Regions from separate parts of the Homo sapiens genome. Here region 2 is linked to region 1. The links are chromatin loops, found by intact Hi-C in ENCODE. Cell type or tissue: PC-9. All regions are shown on one strand.

Region 1 (5,000 bases):
GGAGCCAATGATGTAAGTCCCAGAGTCAGAAGGCCCAAGAACCTAGAACTCTGATGTCTGAGAGCAGGAGAAGATAAGTGTTCCAGTTAAGAAGAGAGAAAGTGAATCCACCCTTCCTCCATCTTTTTGTTCCATCTGAGCCTTCAATGATTGGATGATGTCAGCCCACATTGGTGAGGGTGGATGTTCTTTACTCAATCTACTGATTCAAATGCTAATCTCTTCCAGAAACAGTCTCACAGACACACCCAGAAACAACGTTTTACCAGCCATCTGAGCATCCCTTAGCCCAGTCAAGTTGACATATAAAATTAACCGTTGCAGTGGGGGAAAGAATGATTGCAGGAAGACCCATTATTTATGTCATCCAGGCAAGAGGCTCCTTTGAAGCTCTGTATTCTAGCACCTTACTGTGCATGGCACATGGTAGGTAACAAGTGGAATGAAACTTTTCCATGAAAAATGATAGTGACTTGAACGGAGGTTGGGAGGGATGGCAGTAGAGATGGAAAAAAAAGTGAAAAAAATTGAGAAATAATTTGAAGACAGAATTAACAGGCCTTCATGATTATTTAAATATGGAGAGATGAGAGCAGGAAATGTCAAAGATGGCTCAGCTTTCTGGCAGAGATAGATTTAATGGAATATTGATGAGTTTACTTTTGAACAGGCTGAGTTGAAGGTACCTTGGAGATATCCATTTGAAGAAGTCAGGTAAGCAGTTAGATATATCAGTCCAGAACTCCAACAGCAAGGTATATTTGAGGAGCATATGCATGTTGTTAGTAACTGAAGCCATAGGAAAAGTTAAAATTACTTCAGGAAGGGATATTGAATGAAAAGGGAAGCACTCCTAGGACAGATCCCTGAAAAACTCTCCTACTTAAAGGTTTAATAGAACACAAAGGAGGAGTCAGCAAAAATGTTTGCAAAAGGGCAGCTGGAGAGATAAGAGGAATTGGGAGAGTGTGGTGTTTCAGAAGACAGGAAAGAGAATAATTAAGGAGAGAGTTCAGGGTAATTCTAAGAGAGCAAATGAAATGATGGGCCATGAACTGTAAGCTCGACAAATGGGGAAGTGAAGACAAGAAGGGAGTAATAGAAAGAAAGGGGTCAATAAACTGATATTCAAATGAAAGGGAAGAATAGTTGCAGTTGGACTAGCTTAATAATGAGCTGGAAGCATAGGTGCTTGTGGTCAGAAAGTAGACTATCTGAATTAGTGATTTTAGAAGTAGAGAGAATTTTAGGTCATGATGACAAGATCCAGGGGGTGACTGTGAAGGCGGGTGGTTGAATAGCAATGTAGGAGGACATGGGAGATACTCTGGGTCTCTCTTGAGGATTCTGAAGTCACTTAGGATGATGGCAGTACTCATGGCACAAGAGAAGACAGTAAGCCAAGTGCCACTGTCTTCTGTGAGGTGGGGAGATTACAGTTACCAATCACGGAGAGAGTAGTAGGGGTTTTCACAAAAGGGTGGAAAAGCAGTGGACTCTGAGTAGCACTGGGAAGCATCCTCATCTCCTGACAGTACATAGGTGTAAGAATATGAGCGGATCTCTCTTGAGGGAGCTGCAGGGTAAGTGGTGTAGAGAGAGCCAGGTTTAGATAAGGCATGAGGTGGCAGGAACATTCAGAGAAAAGTGTTTGAGGGCACAGGAGAGTTGAAATTCCAAAGGGCAAATGGAAGGTTTTGGCAGGGAGAGAAGAGAGGGGTTGGATACTTCCACACTTAAGGAAGTATGTAGCATTTTAGGAATGATAGCTCATATAGGACAAATATGGGAAGAGACAAAGTATCTATATTTGGAGCTTTGACCTATGACAATAGGAATGAAACTTGATAGGTTTAGTCTCACTTAGCCCTCAGAGAAGAGTGGACACAAGGGCTTAAAAAAAAGTCAGCTGTGGTCTGGAAAGTCCTGCAAACATTTCTTCTCACGCAGAGATGTGATTAGTCATAGGAGATGCAGCAGAGGATAATAGTAGGGAACAAAAAAGCTTGAAGTTCAAGGCTCTTTGAGGAGAGGGATGAACAGTGGCTCTAACAAGATTGGATTAGACCCAGGATCCACTGGTACCCTGTTTAATCAAGGCTTGGAGGTCTGGATGTTTGTAGCTTGGGATAGGGTGGATGTGAAAGGAGGAAGTGAAGGGTGGCCCAGGAGTGCTTCGGCAGCACATACGCTAAAATTGGAATGATACAGAGATTAGCATGGCCCCCTGCACAAAGGATGACACAAACATTTGTGAAGCCTTTCATATTTAAAAAAAAAAAAAGAATGGCCTTTTCTTTTTTCTTTTTTTTTTTTTTTTAGACAGAGTCTTGCTCTGTAGCCCAGGCTGGAGTGCAGTGGCACAATCTCGACTCACTGCAACCTCCACCTCCCAGGTCAAGAAATTCTCCTGCCTCAGCCTCACGAGTAGCTGGGATTACAGGCATGCTCCACGATGCCCAGCTAATTTTTTTTGGCATTTTTTAGTAGAGATGGAGTTTCACCATGTTGGCCAGGCTGGTCTTGAACTCCTGACCTCGTGATCCTCCTGCCTCAGCCTCCCAAAGTGCTGGGATTACAGGCGTGAGCCATCGCGCCTGGCCAAAGAATGGTCTTTTCTTGACCCTAGATCTATAGGTGCAGATACAGTTTAGAACTTCGGATATCTGTTGTATTACAAGTTTTAATTTTACTCCCCAAGTATAGATATAACAGCTAAACTATTATTTTTAAATATTTTCACTTGTTCTTACAGGTTAAATATTTAAATTATTTGGGCCATTTTCCCCAAATTTTACTCTTATTTTAGCATATTCTATATTTGCTTAATTTTTAATTTAAGTAATTGTTTTTATTAAGTTAATGTCAACAATAAAAATTGGTTTCGAGTTGGTATAGTGATAGAATTCAGAAGTCTTAACAAAACTGAAAGTTGTCACACATTTCAGGAGGTAAAGTATAAAGCTTAGTTTTTAATTTGTCCTTTCCTTGCCAACACTTTATAGAATCAATAGAAAATACATTAGCAGAACTAGGCCAGTATCATACACAGTGCACTTTCCTCACCACCCTCAGCTCCTTGTAACTTCTTGCTCCACTGAATTTCTGAGAACCTTTTTGTCTCTAATACTCACTTGGTACTTTTTACGGATATATTCCATTCTTTTCTCTCTGTGGAAGCTTTTTGTTTTTTATCTATATATAATCAATTTAAGATGCATATTTTTCCACATTTTAACAGCTCTGAAATGGGGATGCATCTTATAATCTAAACTATCTTTGATTTGATAATGTACAGTACTTTGTATCACTCCCCCAAACAGCCTAGTATAATTCCTAACACACAGTAAGCACTGAAAAAATGTTTGTTTATTGATTGATTATATGTAAATTAAGAAGAGGTCATATAATTCGAATTATTACTTAAATACAAATGTTAACCTGACCTCTAGCACATCCTCGAACTCTTAACGTTCATAAGTTTTTAATTCAATAAAATGTGAGATCATTTCAAAAAAGAGGAAATGGGCCAGGCATGGTGGCTCATGCCTGTAATCCTAGCACTTTGGGAGGCTGAGGCAGGTGGATCACCTGAGGTCAGGAGTTTTAGACCAGCCTGGCCAACATGGCAAAACCTCTACTAAAAATACAAATTAGCCCAGTGTGGTAGCGCATGCCTGTAATCCCAGCTATTCGGGAGGCTGAGGCAGGAGAATTGCTTGAACCTGGGTGGCAGAGGTTGGCGTGAGCCAAGATCATGCCACTGTACTCCAACCTGGGCAACAGAGAGAGACTCCATTTCAAAAAAAAAAAAAGAAAAGAAAGAAAGAAAGAAATGAATAAGGAAAATTTAATTATTTGCCTGCTTTTATAATATTTAAAAATGGATTTAATATTTAAAAGGCATTCCTTAATAATACCTACCTTACTTTTGTGTAAAATTTGTTACACACACAAAAAAATTTCTGCAACACAGGAAGAAAAATCTATTAGAAGAGAGAGTATATGATTTACCTGAGTTCTACAACTAGTAAATGTCTTGGCTTCTTGCTTATAGTACTCGTTCTTTTTACTAGACTCTCTTGTTCCATGGAAAGGCAGATATACAAAATGCATTCTTAAATGCAACCCGTTTTTGCAGAGTGCTTTTTAAAAGTGATTGCCATGAAGTGAAATTCTAACTGCATATGTGCTGCTGCATTCATTTCTTTCTAGTCTTCAAAAGAAAGGAATGGAAAAGATACAACAGAGCTGAAGTATAATTGCTTATTAGGTGTCGTTCAATGAGGGAGGCAGTAAAAAGTGAAACTAGTATTATTGCATAGTAAAGAGCACCTTATTTAGCTCTTGGGAAAGATTGAAGGATATTTACTGCAAAAATGCAATTTTCTCCGACTTCAAAGGAATCATCACAAGAGTCAACCCATTTTCCAACTTAGAACCTTTAAGTCATTCCCATGATGTGTTTCTATTCCTTTGTCTCACGTGGCTCCTCTGCAATTCCTCTTTCGTGCCACTCCATTGCTTAGCTTCTATTCGACTTTTGGAGGAACTTTCACTGCTACATATTGATTTCTGGGCTCTCCTTAGGTTAGGTTACCCCTTTCCTGCTTTTATTTTTATTGCAATAATATCTTTTTTTTTTTTTTTGAGACGGAGTCTTGCTTTGTTGCCAGGCTGGAGTGCAGTGGCCCAATCTCAGCTCACCACAACCTTTGCCTCCCAGGTTCAAGCGATTCTCCTCCCTCAGCCTCCCGAGTAGCTGGGATTACAGGTGCGTGCCACCATGCCCAGGTAATTTTTTTTCTTTCTTTCTTTTTTTTTTTAGAGACGGGGTTTCACCATGTTGGCCACGATGGTCTCGATCTCTTGACCTCAGGTGATCTGCCCGCCTCGGCCTCCCAAAGTGCTGGGATTACAGGCGTGAGCCACTGTGCCCGGCCTGATCTTCCTTTTTCAATTATTTCTTTATATTTAGTTAGTTTGTTTTGCTTTTTTAG
Region 2 (5,000 bases), 180 kb after region 1:
TCGGGCAAGCACCTCAGCCAGGGAGTAATGGAGTTAGGGAGGAAGGGCCCAGGCAGAGCCAGAGAGAGCCGCAGGAGCCGCTTAATCTGCCCCTAGGAAGTGCAGGCTGGGGACAGCAGGCAGGAAGCAGTGGGCCCATTCCTCAGCGCTAATGCCCCCAGCCTAACACAATTACCCCTTCCTTCTCCCTCAGCCCAGGCAAGGGGGAGGTTGCATGGAGGGCAAGCATGCCCCGCAGCTGGGGAGGGTGGGGGTCATGGCTGGAAATCCAATCAGGAGTTCCACTTTAGTATTAGCCTGAGCTACCCATTTTAGCTGGAGGGGTTTGCATAGATGCTGGGCTAAAGAGATGCTGCTGGAAGATCTGTGAACCACTGCCTTCCCTGCCCCTCCCTGGGTGCCAATGGGACTGGATCTGGAGACTCCCATCCCCGTCCTGCAACCCAGTCCTCCTGCTGCAGTCTTACCTGTCCTCTGAAGCCAGTTTGCTAAGTCTTGAATCCCACCTCATGGCTGGCCCCCACTGCTGCTTCTCACTCCCCACCTCAGCCTCTCGCCCTCCCTCTCTGCTCCACATTGATATAAATGGAGGCTTCGGCTGCCTTTAAATAGTCCGATCTATCAGAGGGGCACACGCTGCCCATAAATCTGCTGGGGCTGATGGCTCCCTAAGTGGACTGATAGGAGCTATTTCCGGCAAGGTGTTCAGTTACTCTGTCCCTCCCATCCCTCCCCCTAGCTTGCCCTTCCCCAGGGGCAGGGACCCTTTTTGTCATCTGGTAATTGGCATTTTTTCACTTGCACTTGGTCCTGCAGAGGGAGTGCAGCGCCCAGCCCAGCCCCTAACTGGATTAGCATTGGCTTTCAGAGAGGGTCCCTCTGGGGTCGACCTTCCAGTTCAAGAGATCAAGATCGAGCTGTTGGTTCAACAAGGAAGGGGGCTGAGGTGGGAGGTGGGTACCCAGGGGAGCCAAGACTAAGTGCGGAGGGAGGGGGTGAATGAAGTCCTCAGCCCCTCTCTGGCTAAGCCTGCCTGTATCCAGCACCCTAGCCTATGGAGCATGGAAGAGACCAGAAGACAGGCTCTGGAGCTGGGGGTCTCCATCCTGGCTGTCAGAGTCCCTCTGGCCCTCCCCGTCAAGGCTGCCTCGGGCTAGCTGTGAGCTTTCCCTTTCTAGAAATGACCTAGGATTGAAAGGGGGATGGAAGTCTGAGACTGGGATGGGGTTTCTCCAGACAAGTGGTATGGATCTGAAACAGAAGCTGGAGAAACCCTAGGGCCAGCTGTTAGACAGTAGGGGGCCTGGTGCAGGAACACACACACATTACCCTAATTTGGAGGGCGGCTGCTAATGGATGGATTTCCCTGAAGGAGAGAAAAAAGACCTCTGGAGGCTGGGACCTGCTGGGGGAGACACAGAAATGCCCTTGGAGGTCACCCCAGTGACCTGTGGTCAAGAGGTCACTATGGCCACTCAGAGATCACCACTAACATAGCTCCATTTCCTATCCCATCCCCCTGTGGTTTTCAGAGGGCAGAAAGCTGAGCCAGCCTCGTTATACCGGCCCAGGCCCTTGCCCCTGCCAAGGACCCCTAGAATAGTCCTGCTAAGGTTCTTGTGTCTAAAGAAGAGGAAAAGCTAGAGATGGTGAAGGGCAGAGAAGAATGGATGGAGAATCACTCCTTTAATGCATCCGTAAGACACTTACCAAGCTTCTCTCCTGAAATCTGAGTTCTTGGGAATGGGACCGAGTGGAGGGGTCAGTGTTCCTTATCAGGGTGCGGGAGGTGGGATGCTCTTGCTCATGGACTCTGGTTAGGGAACCAGGAACAGTACAAACAGAAGACTTGGAAGAGTGTTGTTTTGAGCAAAACAAGACTTGCTTATTACAGTGACCCCATTTCTGACCCAGCTGTTGGGGATTAGAACATAGCAAGAGGGTGAAGGGAGGAGCATGTGATGAGATTCCCAGCTGTGTATGATCCTGGGACAGGGACAAGAGTTGGCCACATAGCCCCCGCCAGAGTCTCAGACCTGAAGGGGACCTTTTCTCCTGCTCCAGGGAAGGGGCTGAGCACTCAGCAGTGACCAACTGAGAAGCCCCGTGAATGACACCAAGAATGCCTGTTGAGGTCATCAACAGCATTTCTCAAGCGATCTTGAGAAGATCGTTTCTCAAGATCAGGAGACTTGGAGAGAGCCTACCCTTACTGGGGCAGGGGTGGGAGGGTAAGGGAAATAGACTGTTTAGCAGCAATCAAGAGAGATTCTGAGGTGGCCACTAAGACCCTAGGGATAGCCTCACACAGCATAAGTCGTTGTTCTCTCTTCCTCCCTTCACTCATTCATTCGCTTGCTCACTCAGTACACTCTGACTGGAGCTCATGGAGCTCACATCTACTAGGGAGAAAGACTTCTGAACAGACATGAAACTCAGTGTACCAGGCGCCATGTGAACCCAGAGGCTGTGCGAGTCCCTGCTGAAAACCTGCCTGGGGAGCCCCATTTCACCCTGCAGCTCCAGACTCCACCCGGACTCCTGGAGGTTCCCATTGACCCTCAGGCTCCTCAGACTCAACTTGTCCAAAGCTGAACTATGTGATCATGCCTCTGACTCTGTTCCCCAGTGAGCATCCCTAACTCAGTGAATGGCACACAGAGAATCAGCGCTGTGTCACCACTGCTGGAATTCTGGTTCCTCCTAGAGTCCCTCTTCTTCAATCTCCACATCCAACTAGAGATCCATCAGAGTGTCCTTTTCAACAATGTAGGTGACACTGTGCCACTCCTCTGCTGAGAATCCTCCAGTAACGAGCCCTCCCAATCAGGGTAAAATCCTTACTGTGGCCACAAGGCCCTGCCAGTTCTGCCTCCCTCAGCCTCCCTGCACTCATCCCCACCTCACTCTGCTCCAGCCACACTGGCCGTGTGGCAGCTCCTCAAACATTCTAATGATATGACTCACATGTATTATCTCACATAGGTATCTGTGCACCGATGCTTGTCTTTCCCACCTGTGACCTTGAGCACCCTGAATTTATCTTAATTCTTGTTGGATAAATTCACCTTTGTAACCCCCATCCCTAGCACAGTGCCTGGCCACATGGTAAATGTTTGTTTAATGTCTGCCAAATAAATGAATGGGCAAATGCCAGCTGGGATATCCCTGAATGAAGAAAGACCCTAGAGAAATGTACTAGTCTAACTCCTTTGCAGGATTTGGAAGGCGTTTCTCTGTAGTCCTTGCCCTCCTGAAGCACTCTCCAGATGCCCAGGCCAGGAATCAGCGGGGATGGAGTTGCGAAGGCAGGAGAGTGGCAGCCTGTTCAGGAGAGGCTGGGACGCGTGCAGAAGGTTGCTTGGGTGGAGTCCGAGCTCCCCCACCAACATGTTGTGTAGCTTAGAACTTATTATCTCTGTGCCCTTTTATTCTTTCATTTATGGGATGGGATGGGGGATTCCATGGGAAGGCTTCGGAGGCTATTCCTCCTTGAATATTCTAGGATGCTACAAAAGATGGTTTGGGTCCAGACAGACTGGGTCTGGGAGCTCAGCAAAGGAGCCTCGCTTTGGTCTTTTTGGCAGTGCAGTTTCTAAGCAGAAAAGTTTGGCTTCAGAACTTGGTCCATTTCAGAACTTAGAGGCAAAAACTTCCTTCCAGCCCTTTAAACAGACCTTGAGGTTTTTGGAAAACTGATGAAGAACAAACACTTCACTTGCGGGCAGTCTGAGGTGTGTGGAAGCTAAAGAGAGGTTGTCTGTGGCAAATGCACTGTCTCCCCAAGGGAGACTTTGGAAAGGTGCTTTTGTCTGTTTTTAGACTAGCCTCTCTCCCCGCCCCACTATCCCCAAAAATTATTATAAAGAATTATTGCCATTAGTACGTCTTTCCTACTGAAAGGAGAAAATCGCCTCATTCATAATTTATACCCTCAATTACTATTAATAAAGAAATATTTCAGCAGAAAATCGCCTGGGAAAATTACACGTAACATTGCATTAACATTCTATTTGAACATTTTCATCACATTTGTTATAGAGTTAATAAGAGGGATACGGTCCCCTGACTTCTTCATGAAATTATGGGCTGACGATGATAGTTTAATCTTTTAGACTTTATATAATATATTCACTTTACTAATTGAGCTATCCAAGGAGCAGTTAGAGATGTTCTTAAATGTGGAGACAGAGGAATCAGGGCCATGACTTTGCTGCCAGAGGCACCGCCTGTCAGGATGGGGCTGTGGGCAAAGCCTGCTGACTTAGGCACCAGCTCAGACCCCACCCTGGCAGAGCCAGGATCTCTACACTACCTGCTGAGAAGCCAGGGTCTGGTGGGAAGGGGTGTGGGGCTGCTGAGGGGGAACAAGGAGGAAGGGAGAAGGAAGGCCATGGGGAGCTGAGAAAAGGAGACAAAAGGGGCATTTCTTTCTAGACCACTCCTTCAATAGTCATTTGTTTAGACGCCCTCTACCCGCATCGTCCTGGGCCCCAGCAGGAGTTCATAGTCTGAAAGGGGTAGCAGGCCTATGATGGTGTTTGGTATTACACTTGGCAGTGGTTCTAGGTGCTGTGAGCTCCTAGAAGATCGGGCACCCTTGGGACCATCCTATGAAGGCCCCTAGAGACAGGTGCCAGAGAAGGCGCTGCCCCTAAAGGCCTTTGCAGCACAAAGGAAGGAGTTGCTGTTTTTCAGGTCCGAATGGAAGCGATGGGTATATATTTTGGGTAATGGGGAGGAGAGCTGAGCGAAGTTCAGACAGTCCAGTCCTTTGTCACTGCTGTAGTGCCTGTGCTTTTCCATCCCTCATCTCAGTGAACAGCAGCAAAGCTGAGAGGCAGATCTAGTGAGGGTGGAGGTCCTGTTCCTGACTCACCTTCCATGACGCCTTTACTGGGGCTTTTCTTACAAACCCCATCCAGCGCTGTCCCTTTCCCTTGTCCACTTTTCTATGACAGTATTCTGGGGGATCTTTGGTAACATTTCTTCTGAAAATT

The links. Hi-C counts contacts between places; a loop is a spot of excess contacts. Peaks named below come from ENCODE experiments on the same cell type or tissue, not always from the same donor. Only the 100,000 strongest peaks of a DNase experiment are listed, where the experiment ranks them.
Region 2: it touches region 1 in a loop (8-fold over the local background); 2 of 110 quality-filtered maps call a loop at or near these places.

Annotation. Positions count from the first base shown.
Region 1 is chr1:44,388,551-44,393,550 of GRCh38, forward strand. It overlaps the pseudogene RNU6-369P. Among named protein-coding and RNA genes, the nearest start is that of RNF220, 14 kb to the right of the region's middle. In PC-9, no CTCF peak of the experiment used is centred here; a DNase peak (open chromatin) is centred at 1,901.
Region 2 is chr1:44,565,380-44,570,379 of GRCh38, forward strand. The region is part of intron 2 of RNF220 (ring finger protein 220); the gene reads left to right. Among named protein-coding and RNA genes, the nearest start is that of MIR5584, 22 kb to the left of the region's middle. In PC-9, no CTCF peak of the experiment used is centred here; a DNase peak (open chromatin) is centred at 2,952.